Linked DNA regions of Homo sapiens: region 1 is linked to region 2. Evidence: chromatin loops called from intact Hi-C (ENCODE). Cell type or tissue: Caco-2. All regions are shown on one strand. Links, peaks and the distances in the headings refer to the core of each region. The heading gives the core; the rest is flanking DNA.

What was found. A loop is a pair of places that touch in the nucleus more often than their neighbours do. Peaks named below come from ENCODE experiments on the same cell type or tissue, not always from the same donor. Only the 100,000 strongest peaks of a DNase experiment are listed, where the experiment ranks them.
Region 1: it touches region 2 in a loop (6-fold over the local background); 3 of 110 quality-filtered maps call a loop at or near these places.

Annotation. Positions count from the first base shown.
Region 1 is chr2:32,326,647-32,332,020 of GRCh38, forward strand. No RefSeq gene overlaps it. Among named protein-coding and RNA genes, the nearest start is that of BIRC6, 28 kb to the right of the region's middle. In Caco-2, for the core only: no CTCF peak of the experiment used is centred there; DNase peaks (open chromatin) are centred at 2,765 and 4,845.
Region 2 is chr2:32,275,618-32,280,968 of GRCh38, forward strand. It overlaps YIPF4 (Yip1 domain family member 4), which reads left to right and starts at 2,287. Exons shown (of 6, transcript NM_032312.4): 1 at 2,287-2,617. The coding sequence starts at 2,539. RefSeq lists an enhancer at 1,402-2,147 and a silencer at 2,385-2,494. In Caco-2, for the core only: no CTCF peak of the experiment used is centred there; DNase peaks (open chromatin) are centred at 2,254 and 2,604; H3K4me3 peaks cover 1,836 bases.

The DNA.
Region 1 (5,374 bases), core at 265-5,264, 51 kb after region 2:
AAGGGGGGAGCAGAGGTTACTGGCATCTAGTGGTAGAAACCAGGAATGCTACTAAATATCCTACAATGCTCAGGACAGCTCCCTACATCAAAGAACACTAAATGAACATATCTTCTAAAATTTCAAGCAGTGAAAGTACTACTAGGGATGGAATAATGCTTTTAGGCCTGTCTTTATACACAGTATTACCATCTAGCCTAGTGCCTGGTACATAATATCTATTTAATTTTTACTAATTTAATTAATGAATGAAGAATTGATGCTACTCTTAGGCTGGGCACGGTGGCTCACGCCTGTAATCCCAGCACTTTGGGAGGCCAAGGCAGGAGGATCACTTGAGGCCAGCAGTTTGAGACCAGCCTTGCCAACATGGCGAAACCTTGTCTCTACTAAAAAATACAAAAATTAGTTGGGCATGGTGGCACAAGACTGTATCCCAGCTACTCAGGAGGCTGAGGCAGGATAATCGCTTGAACCCGGGAGGTAGAGATTGCAGTGAGCCGAGATTGCGCCACTGCACTTCAGCCTGGGCAACAAAGCAAGATGCTGTCTCAAAAAAAAAAAAAGAATTAATGCTACTCTTATTTTATGAGTATTTTTATGTTTTTCCCTTCATTTATATGTACCCTAAAACTGTACCAGAATCTCCTACCTGCTACCTTTGTCTCAAAATATGGCAAGGGAAGAACCTAGAGATAGATTTTTGTATAAGAAAATACAGGCCAGAGTAGCTGGGATTACAGGCATGCACCACCACACCTGGCCTATTATATCTATTTTCTTTTTTGAGACAGAGTTTCGCTCTTGTTGCCCAGGCTGGAGTGCAATGGCGTGATCTCGGCTCACTGCAACCTCCACCCCCCGGGTTCAAGTGATTCTCCTGCCTCAGCCTCCCAAGTAGCTGGGATTACAGGTGTGCGCCACCACACCCAGGTACTTTTTGTATTTTTAGTAGAAACAGGGTTTCATCATATTGGTCAGGCTGGTCTCGAACTCCTGACCTCAGGTGATCCACCCCCCCTCGGCCTTCCAAAATGCTGGATTACAGGCATGAGCCACCGCGTCCGGCCTCTATTTTCCTTTCCTTTCTTTTTTTTTTTTTTTTTTTGAGATGGAGTCTGCTCTGTCACCCAGGCTGGAGTGCAGTGGTGCCATCTTGGCTCACTGCAACCTTGCCTCCTGGGTTCAAGCAATTCCATGCCTCAGCTTCCCAGAGTAGCTGGGATTACAGGTATGCACCACTACACCCGGCCTCTTATATCTATTTTCTTTTTTTTTGAGACTGAGTCTCACTCTGTTGGCCAGGCTGGAGTGCAGTGGTGCAGTCTTGGCTCACTGCAACCTCCACCTCCCTGGCTCAAGTGACCCTCCTGCCTCATCCTCCCAAGTAGCTGGGATTACAGGCATAAGCCACCATGCCCGACCTATTATATCTATTTTCAGTTAACTTGTCCTAATTTTTATTAGCTGTTTTAATCACACATAGTAAAAAATTAGCCAGTCTAGAAAGACATAATGAAATGCCACAGACCCCTCTTCATTCCTTCCGTACTCCTCACCCTAGTGCTGCTTGGGGGCAAGTCATTTTATTTTTATTTGCAGGTAGTCACTTTATAACTCTGAGTAATATTTCTATGTTAATTTGTTTTGTTTTGTTTTGTTTTGTTTTGGAGACAAGGTCTCTAACTCTTCACTCTGTTGCAGTAGTGTGATCATGGCTCACTGAAGCCTCGAACTCCTGGGCTCAAGAGAGCCTCCCACCTCAGCCTTCCCCGTAGCCAGAACTATAGATGCGTGCCATCACATCTGGCTAATTACAATTTTTTTTTTTTGTAAAAATGGAATCTTACTATGTTACCCAGTCTGGTTTCAAACTCCTGGCCTCGAGTCATCCTCCTGGCTCAGCCTCCCAAAGCACTGGGATTATAACTGTGAGCCACCACACCCAGCCTCCTATGTTAATATTTCTCCATGCATCAATTTTAGTCCTGTATTTACTCCTACCATTGGATGGTAAGGATTTAACTACCTAGGCCACTCTCTGTCCTCCCCAGTTTATTTTATTATTTATTTATTTATTTATTTATTTTGAGATGGAGTCTGGCACTGTCACCTGGGCTGGAGTGCAATGGTGAAATCTCAGCTCACTGCAACCTCCACCTCCCAGGTTCAAGTGATTCTCCCACCTCACCCTCCCAAGTAGCTGGGATTGCAGGTGCCCACCACCACACCCAGCTAATTTTTTGTATGTTTAGTAGAGATGGGGTTTCACTATGTTTGCCAGGCTGGTCTCAAACTCCTGACCTTGTGATCCACCCACCTCTGTCTCCCAAAGTGCTGGGATTACAGGCATAAGCCACCATGCCCGGCCTCCCCATTTTTAATAGTTATATTATCCTTAGGTATAATACTGAAAATTTTTATGACTTAAAATAAGATACTTAAACTCCTGCTTCTTGCTCATCAACTTTACAGCAGCTCTTGTCTACCCAGTATATAAGATAAAGCCATTATCACTCCCTCCTTTCATTCTCTCCTCTTCTTCTTCCACCCAACCTCTGTCAGCTTCACTTTTGCTTTCTGTCTTTTCGTTTTATAACTTCAAGGTTAATGACAGCTACACCCTGTTCTGTAACTGTAAATAAATAGTCAGTGTTTTGTCTATAACTGATTCTAAACTTTGAACAGCAGTAAGCAGCATTTGCTTTACTATCACTATGTAAATATTACTCAAGGCAGACACGGGAGGCACACCAGGACATTTCCTCCTTCAGGGTCCACTTTTTGACACTGCTGTCACCTAAAAGAGAATATATCTTTCCTTAAATCCTATCAATGTTAATAAAAAATGAATCCAGGAGGCCGGGCACGGTAGCTCACACCCGTAATCCCAGCACTTTGGGAGGCCGAGGTGGGCGGATCACCTGAGGTCAGGAGTCCGAGACCAGCCTGACCAACATGGAGAAACCCCATATCTACTAAAAATACAAAATTAGCTGGGCTTGGGTGGTCCATGCCTGTAATCCCAGCTACTCAGGAGGCTGAGGCAGGAGAATCGCTTGAACCTGGGACGCGGAGATTGCAGTGAGCTGAGATCATGCCATTGCACTCCAGCCTGGGCAACAAGAGTGAAACTCCATCTCAAAAAAAAAAAAAAAAAAGAAGAATCCAGGGTTGGGAGTGGTGGCTCACGCCTATAATCCCAGCACTTTGGGAGGCCAGGGCAGGCGGATCACCTGAAGTCAGGAGTTTGAGACCAGCCTGGCCAACATGGTGAAACCCTGTCTCTTCCAAAAATACAAAAATTAGCTGGGCGTGGTAGTGCACACCTGCAGTCCCAGCTACTCGGGAGGCTGAGGCAAGAGACTCACTTGAACCCAGAAGGCAGAGGGTGCAGTGAGCTGAGACTGTGCCATTGCACTCCAGCCTGGGCGAGAGTGAGACTTTGTCTCAAAACAAAACAAAACAAAAACGTGAAGCCAGATCTTAGTTTGCTTCATATCTGGACTGTGGCATTCTTGTGAATTTTTTGGCTTTTCCTATAAATGTTAATCGCCTTTTTTTCCCTGCTGAAAAGAAGAAATATGTGCCTCCTTTATCCATCTGCAACATGAAATCCATTCCATTCTCATTCTTGATTACATGCTCCTTGGAGTCCACTGACAATCTATGCACACAGATTGCTTTCCAGCTCTGCCACATCTTGACATTCCTCTTCACTGCATTCTTGGTTGGTTGCCGTGTTTCTTGAATCCCATGTCTTCATCCTTCCTGATTTTTGCCTGAACACATCAATATGTTTTTACAAGGATTTCTTGTTTTCTATTTTAGAACATGTCCTTGATTCTCTTTACTGAAAAAAAATTATGTGATGTCCACCCATGTGAATTTCTTCTACTTTAATGTTCTCCCCTTGTGAACTTATCTTCCAACTTCCTAGATTTCTTAGAAGAGAAGCACCAGTATTTTTCTTTAAAGGGTAGGCATAGCTGGGCACAGTGGCTCACTCCTGTGATCCTAGCACTTTCAGAGGCCAAGGCAGACGGATTAATTGAGGTCAGGAGTTCGAGACCAGCCTGGCCAACATGGTGAAACCCCATGTCTACTAAAAATACAAGAACTAGCCAAGCGTGGCAGCGCATGCCTGTAGTCCCAGCTACTCAGGAGGCTAGGGGCAGGAGAATCGCTTGAACTGGGAGACAGAAGTTGCAGTGAGCTGAGATTGCACCACTGCACTCCAGCCTGGGCAACAGAGTGACCCACCATGCCCGGCCCTTGGTAATGTTTTAACCATCTACATAGGAAGTTAGCCTCCAAGGTGTTAGGCAAAAATCCAATCTTTAGAAACTGAGGCACAGACAGGCATAGTGGCTCACACCTATAATCCCAGTACTTTGGGAAGCCAAGGCGGGCGGATCACGGGGTCCAGAGATCGAGACCATCCTGGCTAACATGGTGAAACCCCGTCGCTACTAAAAAAATATAAAAAATTAGCCAGGCGTTGTGGCGGGCGCCTGTGGTCCCAGCTACTCGGGAAGCTGAGGCAGGAGAATGGCGTGAACCCGGGAGGCGGGGCTTGAAGTGAGCCAAAATCTCTGCCACTGCACTCCAGCCTGGGCGACAGAGCGAGACCCAGTCTCAAAAAAGAAAAAAAAAAAGAAGATAAAATAGAGGGAAAAAAAGATTCAAGGAAAGAAAGAAATTGAGTCACTGGAATAGAAACTCAGTTCCTGAAGGAAGGTTAAACCAGATGCTGAGAAACTTAGAACAAAGGTCAAGTCAGGACAAACAGTAAAGCCAGAAGGCTCCTGAATTAGAGCTCTGCATACTTTATCAGCCTGGGGCCAAGGTTGGGATCAGAGCGAAGGGCAGGCCAGGGTCACTGGAGGGCGATTAGAATAACCTCAATTAGAACATGAGGCCTAGGTAGAATGTTTCACTATATATATATAATTTTTCTCTGAAATCCTACTGACTGTACCAGTCAGAGTTTGGTGCAAGAAACAGAAACCACTGGAAGTATTTTAAGCATGAAGGAATTTATTGCAGAGATGTATGCACTTAGAAAATCTTTGAAAGGGCCAAAGGAATAGATTCTAGGCAGGGCCTTTAGGAGTGAAACCTAGAACAGTACTGAACCTGGCCGGGCGCGGTGGCTCACGCCTGTAATCCCAGCACTTTGGGAGGCTGAGGCGGGTGGATCACCTTAGGTCAGGAGTTTGAGACCAGCCTGGCCAAGATGGTGAAACCCCGTCTTAACTAAAAATACAAAAAATTAGCTGGGCATGGTGGCAGGCACCTGTAATCCCAGCTGCTCGGGAGGCTGAGGCAGAGAATTGCTTGAACCCAGCAGGTGGAGGTTGCAGTGAGCCGA
Region 2 (5,351 bases), core at 352-5,351:
TTCTCGTTAGGTGGAACGAGAGACTTGGAAAAGAAAAAGACACAGAGACAAAGTATAGAGAAAGAAATAAGGGAGCCCAGGGGACCAGCGTTCAGCATACGGAGGATCCTGCCAGCCTCTGAGTTCCCTTAGTATTTATTGATCATTCTTAGGTGTTTCTCAGAGACGGGGATGTGGCAGGGTCATAGGATAATAGTGGAGAGAAGGTCAGCAGATAAACACGTGAACAAAGGTCTCTGCATCATAGACAAGGTAAAGAATTAAGTGCTGTGCTTTAGATATGCATACACATAAATATCTCAATGCCTTACAGAGCAGTATTGTTGCCCGCATGGCCCACCTCCAGCCCTAAGGCAGTTTTCCCCTATCTCAGTAGATGGAACATACAATCGGGTTTTATACCAAGACATTCCATTGCCCAGGGATGGGCAGGAGACAGATGCCTTCCTCTTGTCTCAACTGCAAAGAGGCATGCCTTCCTCTTATACTAATCCTCCTCAGCACAGACCCTTTACGGGTGTCGGGTTGGAGGACGGTCAGGTCTTTCCCTTCCTACGAGGCCATATTTCAGACTATCACATGGGGAGAAACCTTGGACAACACCTGGCTTTCCTAGGCAGAGGTACCTGCGGCCTTCCGCAGTGTTTGTGTCCCTGGGTACTTGAGATTAGGGAGTGGTGATGACTCTTAAGGAGCATGCCGCCTTCCAGCATCTGTTTAACAAAGCACATCTAGCACAGCCCTTAATCCATTTAACCGTGAGTTGACACAGCACATGTTTCAGAGAGTTCGGGTTTGGGGCTAAGGTTATAGATTAACAGCATCTCAAGGCAGAAGAATTTGTCTTAGTACAGAACAAAATGGAGTCTCCTATGTCTACTTCTTCCTACACAGACACAGTAACAATCTGATCTCTCTTTCTTTTCCCCACAATCACCCATCAAATTGGCATGTTTTAAAAAATGGTTATATTCGGGCTGGGTGCAGTGGCTCACGCCGGTAATCTCAGCATTTTGGGAGGCCAAGGCAGGCAGACCACAAGGTCAGGAGATCGAGACCATCCTGACTAACATGGTGAAACCCCGTCTCTGCTAAAAATACAAAAAATTACCCAGGCGTGGTGGCAGGCACCTGTAGTCCCAGCTACTCGGGAGGCTGAGGCAGGAGAATCGCTTGAACCCTGGAGGCGGAGGTTGCAGTGAGCCGAGATCGCGCCACTGCACTCCATCCTGTCGACAGAATGAGACTCCGTCTCAAAAATAAATAAATAAATAAATAAATATTAGCCAAACATGGTGGCAGGGGGCTTGTAGTCCCAGCTACTTAGATAGCTGAGTTGGGAGGACTGCCTGAGCCCAGGAGTGTGAGGTTACAAGGAGCTATTACTGCACCACTGCACTCCAGCCTGGGTAACGGAGCGACCTTGTCTCTAAAACAAACAAAACCACTACATTTACTCATCCTTTAAGTACCAACATGTTACCTCCTGTGAGAAAATTTTCCAGAAATACCATTTAACACACTAATAGACATGTCTCTCGATTGCTCTATTGCTGATCAATTGTGTATTTCTCCAAGTTGGCCTCCTAATATACCCCAACCCCTCTTTCTTCAAGTTGGAAGCCACATTTATGTAGCTTGAATATTAAAGTTACGTATGTAAACATTTAAAAGCAGGTGAGTTTGTTAACTTCGGCAAGCTTATCAGTAGACAGGGCCTTCCAGTGAAAAGAGCACTTGACTAGAAATTAGGAGATTTAGGTACTGTCCTAAATCTGTTTCTACCTTACTTTCTCTGGCCTCAGTTTTCTCCCTCATAAAGGAATGTATCTACAGCCCTAGTCTCTGGGTGGCGATTTACGGCTTCTCTGCCTTTTATCTTCATTCTCCGATCCATCCCTCTTCATCTTACAGGTGAGGAAACTGCCATCCAGACATTACATATAACTTAGTCAAGATCCTACACTATTAATTAATGGCTAATGGCAAGGGAATCTTGAGATCCTGTACGGCGGCTGACCCATAAAATCTACCTAGTTCTAAAATTCTTTAACCCACCCACTTAACAAAAACGGAGGTAATAGGTAAACAAAACGCCAGGAAAGATCGCACTTAAAGGAACAAAAGCACCCAAGGAGGAAAAAGAGGCCTGAGATTTCCACGAATTACAAGTGAACTTCCTGTCCTGGGTAAACTTCCGGAATCAACAACAGGAAGACCCAATCAGAATCTTCCTCCGGGAGCCAATGGGAGAGCACATTACAAAGAGCCAATCCCAGCGCCGCTGTCACTGTTATGGTCCTGTCAGGGTGCCGGCGTCGTGGTGCTTGGGTGGTCGCCACCAAGAAGACTTTGGTGGGGTAGTCTCGGGGCAGCTCAGCGGCCCGCTGTGCCCGTTTCTGGCCTCGCTCGCAGCTTGCACGTCGAGACTCGTAGGCCGCACCGTAGGGCGAGCGTGCGGGTCGCCGCCGCGGCCGCCTCGGGGTCTGGGCCCAGCCGCAGCCTCTTCTACCGCGGCCGGTTGGGAGTCGCCGCGAGATGCAGCCTCCGGGCCCGCCCCCGGCCTATGCCCCCACTAACGGGGACTTCACCTTTGTCTCCTCAGCAGACGCGGAAGGTGAGGCTGAGCCCCTGGAAGGGCTATCACCCGGAGGAAGCCAGGGCCCGACGCCGTAGGGTCTTTCTGGTGCCGAGGTGGTCGTGGCCGGGTGGGGACAGGCAGGAAGCTGACTGGTGACTGCAGCCCACCACGCCTGCCGGGCCTTCCGAGAGGCCCCGAAGGACGGAGGGAGGGGTGTAGGGAGCTGCTTTTTAAAGCATCAAGTTACTCGGTCAGCCCTTGGTTTTCCCCATACCGTCTGGTGGCTGGTTTTTCTGGGTGGCTTAGTCTCTTCAATTGGACCCACAAAATCCTAAGCTTTTAGTTCTGGAATTACTCGCCCTTACTCAGAAAAAGGACAGATTGGCCAAGGGAGATCTCAAAGAATGAGAAAAAGGAAGGAGGGCTGTTTTCTTCTGTTATGTATCAACAGATAATTTTTTGGGGGGGGTCTGGGATCAGATTCGGCACTGCAAATACAAACTAAATGGTTTTTATTGAATTTGATGTCTTGCCCGAGTCCCCGTTTTCCTCGCATTTTGTAATGTTTCACCTCAGTATTCAGAGAAATTGACGCAGGTATATTGGAAGTTTAGTGTAAACCAACAATGTGTTTCCAGTAGCCTCTACAGATTTCCTTGTATTATTCTGAGGAAGCGATTGTGCTGGAGATATTTTCCTACAGCACAGGAGAATGTTTCCCTCCTATTCTCAGTTCCCTATCCAACTCATAACCTGGATATTATTCTGCTAGTCATTTTCAATTTTTTTTTTTTTCTTGAGCTCTGTCGCCCAGGCTGGAGTGCAGTGGCGCGATCTCGGCTCACTGCAAGCTCCGCCTCCCGGGTTCACGCCATTCTCCTGCCTCAGCCTCCCGAGTAGCTGGGGCTACAGGCACCCGCCACCACCCCCGACTAATTTTTTTTGTATTTTTAGTAGAGATGAGGTTTCACCGTGTTAGCCATGATGGTCTCTCGATCTCCTGACCTCGTGATCCGCCCGCCTCGGCCTCCCAAAGTGCTGGGATTACCGGCGTGAGCCACCGCGCCCCGGCCATTTTCAAATTTTTATTACACTTCGTGCACCAGTTATTTTCCAGTGACCAGACTTACTGGCTGCTATGAAATCATAAATTATGTTTACAGAAATTTCAGTCTGAGAAAGAACCTAGATTTTCCTTTTTTTTTTTTTTTTTTTTTGAGACTGAGTCTCGCTCTGTCGCCCAGGCTGGAGTGCAGTGATGCCATCTCGGCTCACTGCGAGCTCTGCCTCCCGGGTTCACGCCATTCTCTGGCCTCAGCCTCCCGTGTAGCTGGGACTACAGGCGCCCGCCACCACGCCCGGCTAATTTTTTTTTTTTTTGTATTTTTTTTTAGTAGAGACGGGGTTTCATAGTGTTAGCCAGGATGGTCTCGATCTCCTGACCTCGTGATCCGTCCGCCTCGGCCTCCCAAAGTGCTGGGATTACAGGCGTGAGCCACCGCGCCCGGCCGAAAGAACCTAGATTTTCCTAAGAAATTTTATGGTGTATCAGTATAGCTTGTTTTCCCTTTTGTTTTTCTTGTTGTGCTGTTTGGCATTGTTTTTTAAAAATAGTACTGGTCATAATTTAAAATGTACAATAAAATTTTTGTCTATCAAAGGGAACATAGCTGAGACATTTATTTTTTTTTCTCTTATGTTCTTTTTTTTTTTTTTTGAGGTGTGGTCTCACTCGGTTGCCAGGCTGGAGTGCAGTGGTTTGATCATAGCTTACTATAACCTCAAATTCCTGGGCTCCAGTGATCCTCCCGCTTCAGTCTCCTGAGTAGCTGGAGACCGTCTGGTGGCTGGTTTTTCTGGGTGGCTTATTCTCTTCAAGTGGACCCATGAAACCCTAAGGTCTGTGCCACCGTGCCCAGCTAATATATATATATATATTTTTTTTTTGAGGCGGAGTCTCACTTTGTCACCCAGGCTGGAGTGCAGTGGTGCAGTCTTGGCTCACTGCAAGCTCCGCTTCCCAGGTTCATGCTATTCTCCTGCCTCAGCCTCCCGAGTAGCTGGAACTACAGGTGCCAGCCACCACACCCAGCTAATTTTTTTGTATTTTTTTAGTAGAGACGGGGTTTCACTGTGTTAGCCAGGATGGTCTTGATCTCCTGATCTTGTGATCCGCCCAGGCTAATTTTTTTTTTTTTTGAGACAGAGTCTTGCTCTGTCGCCCAGGCTGGAGTGCAGTGGCGCAGTCTCAGCTCACTGCAAGCTCCGCCTCCCGGGTTCACGCCATTCTCTGCCTCAGCCTCCCGAGTAGCTAGGACTACAGGCGCCCGGCACCACGCGCGGCTAATTTTTTTTTTGTATTTTTAGTAGAGACGGGGTTTCACTGTGTTAGCCAGGATGGTCTCGATCTCCTGACCTCGTGATCTGCCTGCCTCGGCCTCCCAAAGTGCTGGGATTACAGGCGTGAGCCACCGCGCCCGGCCTAATTTTTGAACATTTTGTAGATCTCACTAGGTTGCCTAGGCTTGTCTCAGATTCTTGGCCTCCCAAATTGCTGGGATTACAGATGTGAGCTACCAGCCAAGCCGTAAATTTCTTTTAAACTGAGATACAGCACCCCAAAATATTTCAATTTGTTTCATCTACATTTGGTAGCATGGTGCTTAGGGAGGAATATCAACTTTAATTTCCCAGGTTTAAAAAAATTGTTTAAGTGTCAGAACATGATGTTTGTTCAAACTCATGTTTCCATGTATTTGTTTATTTTTTT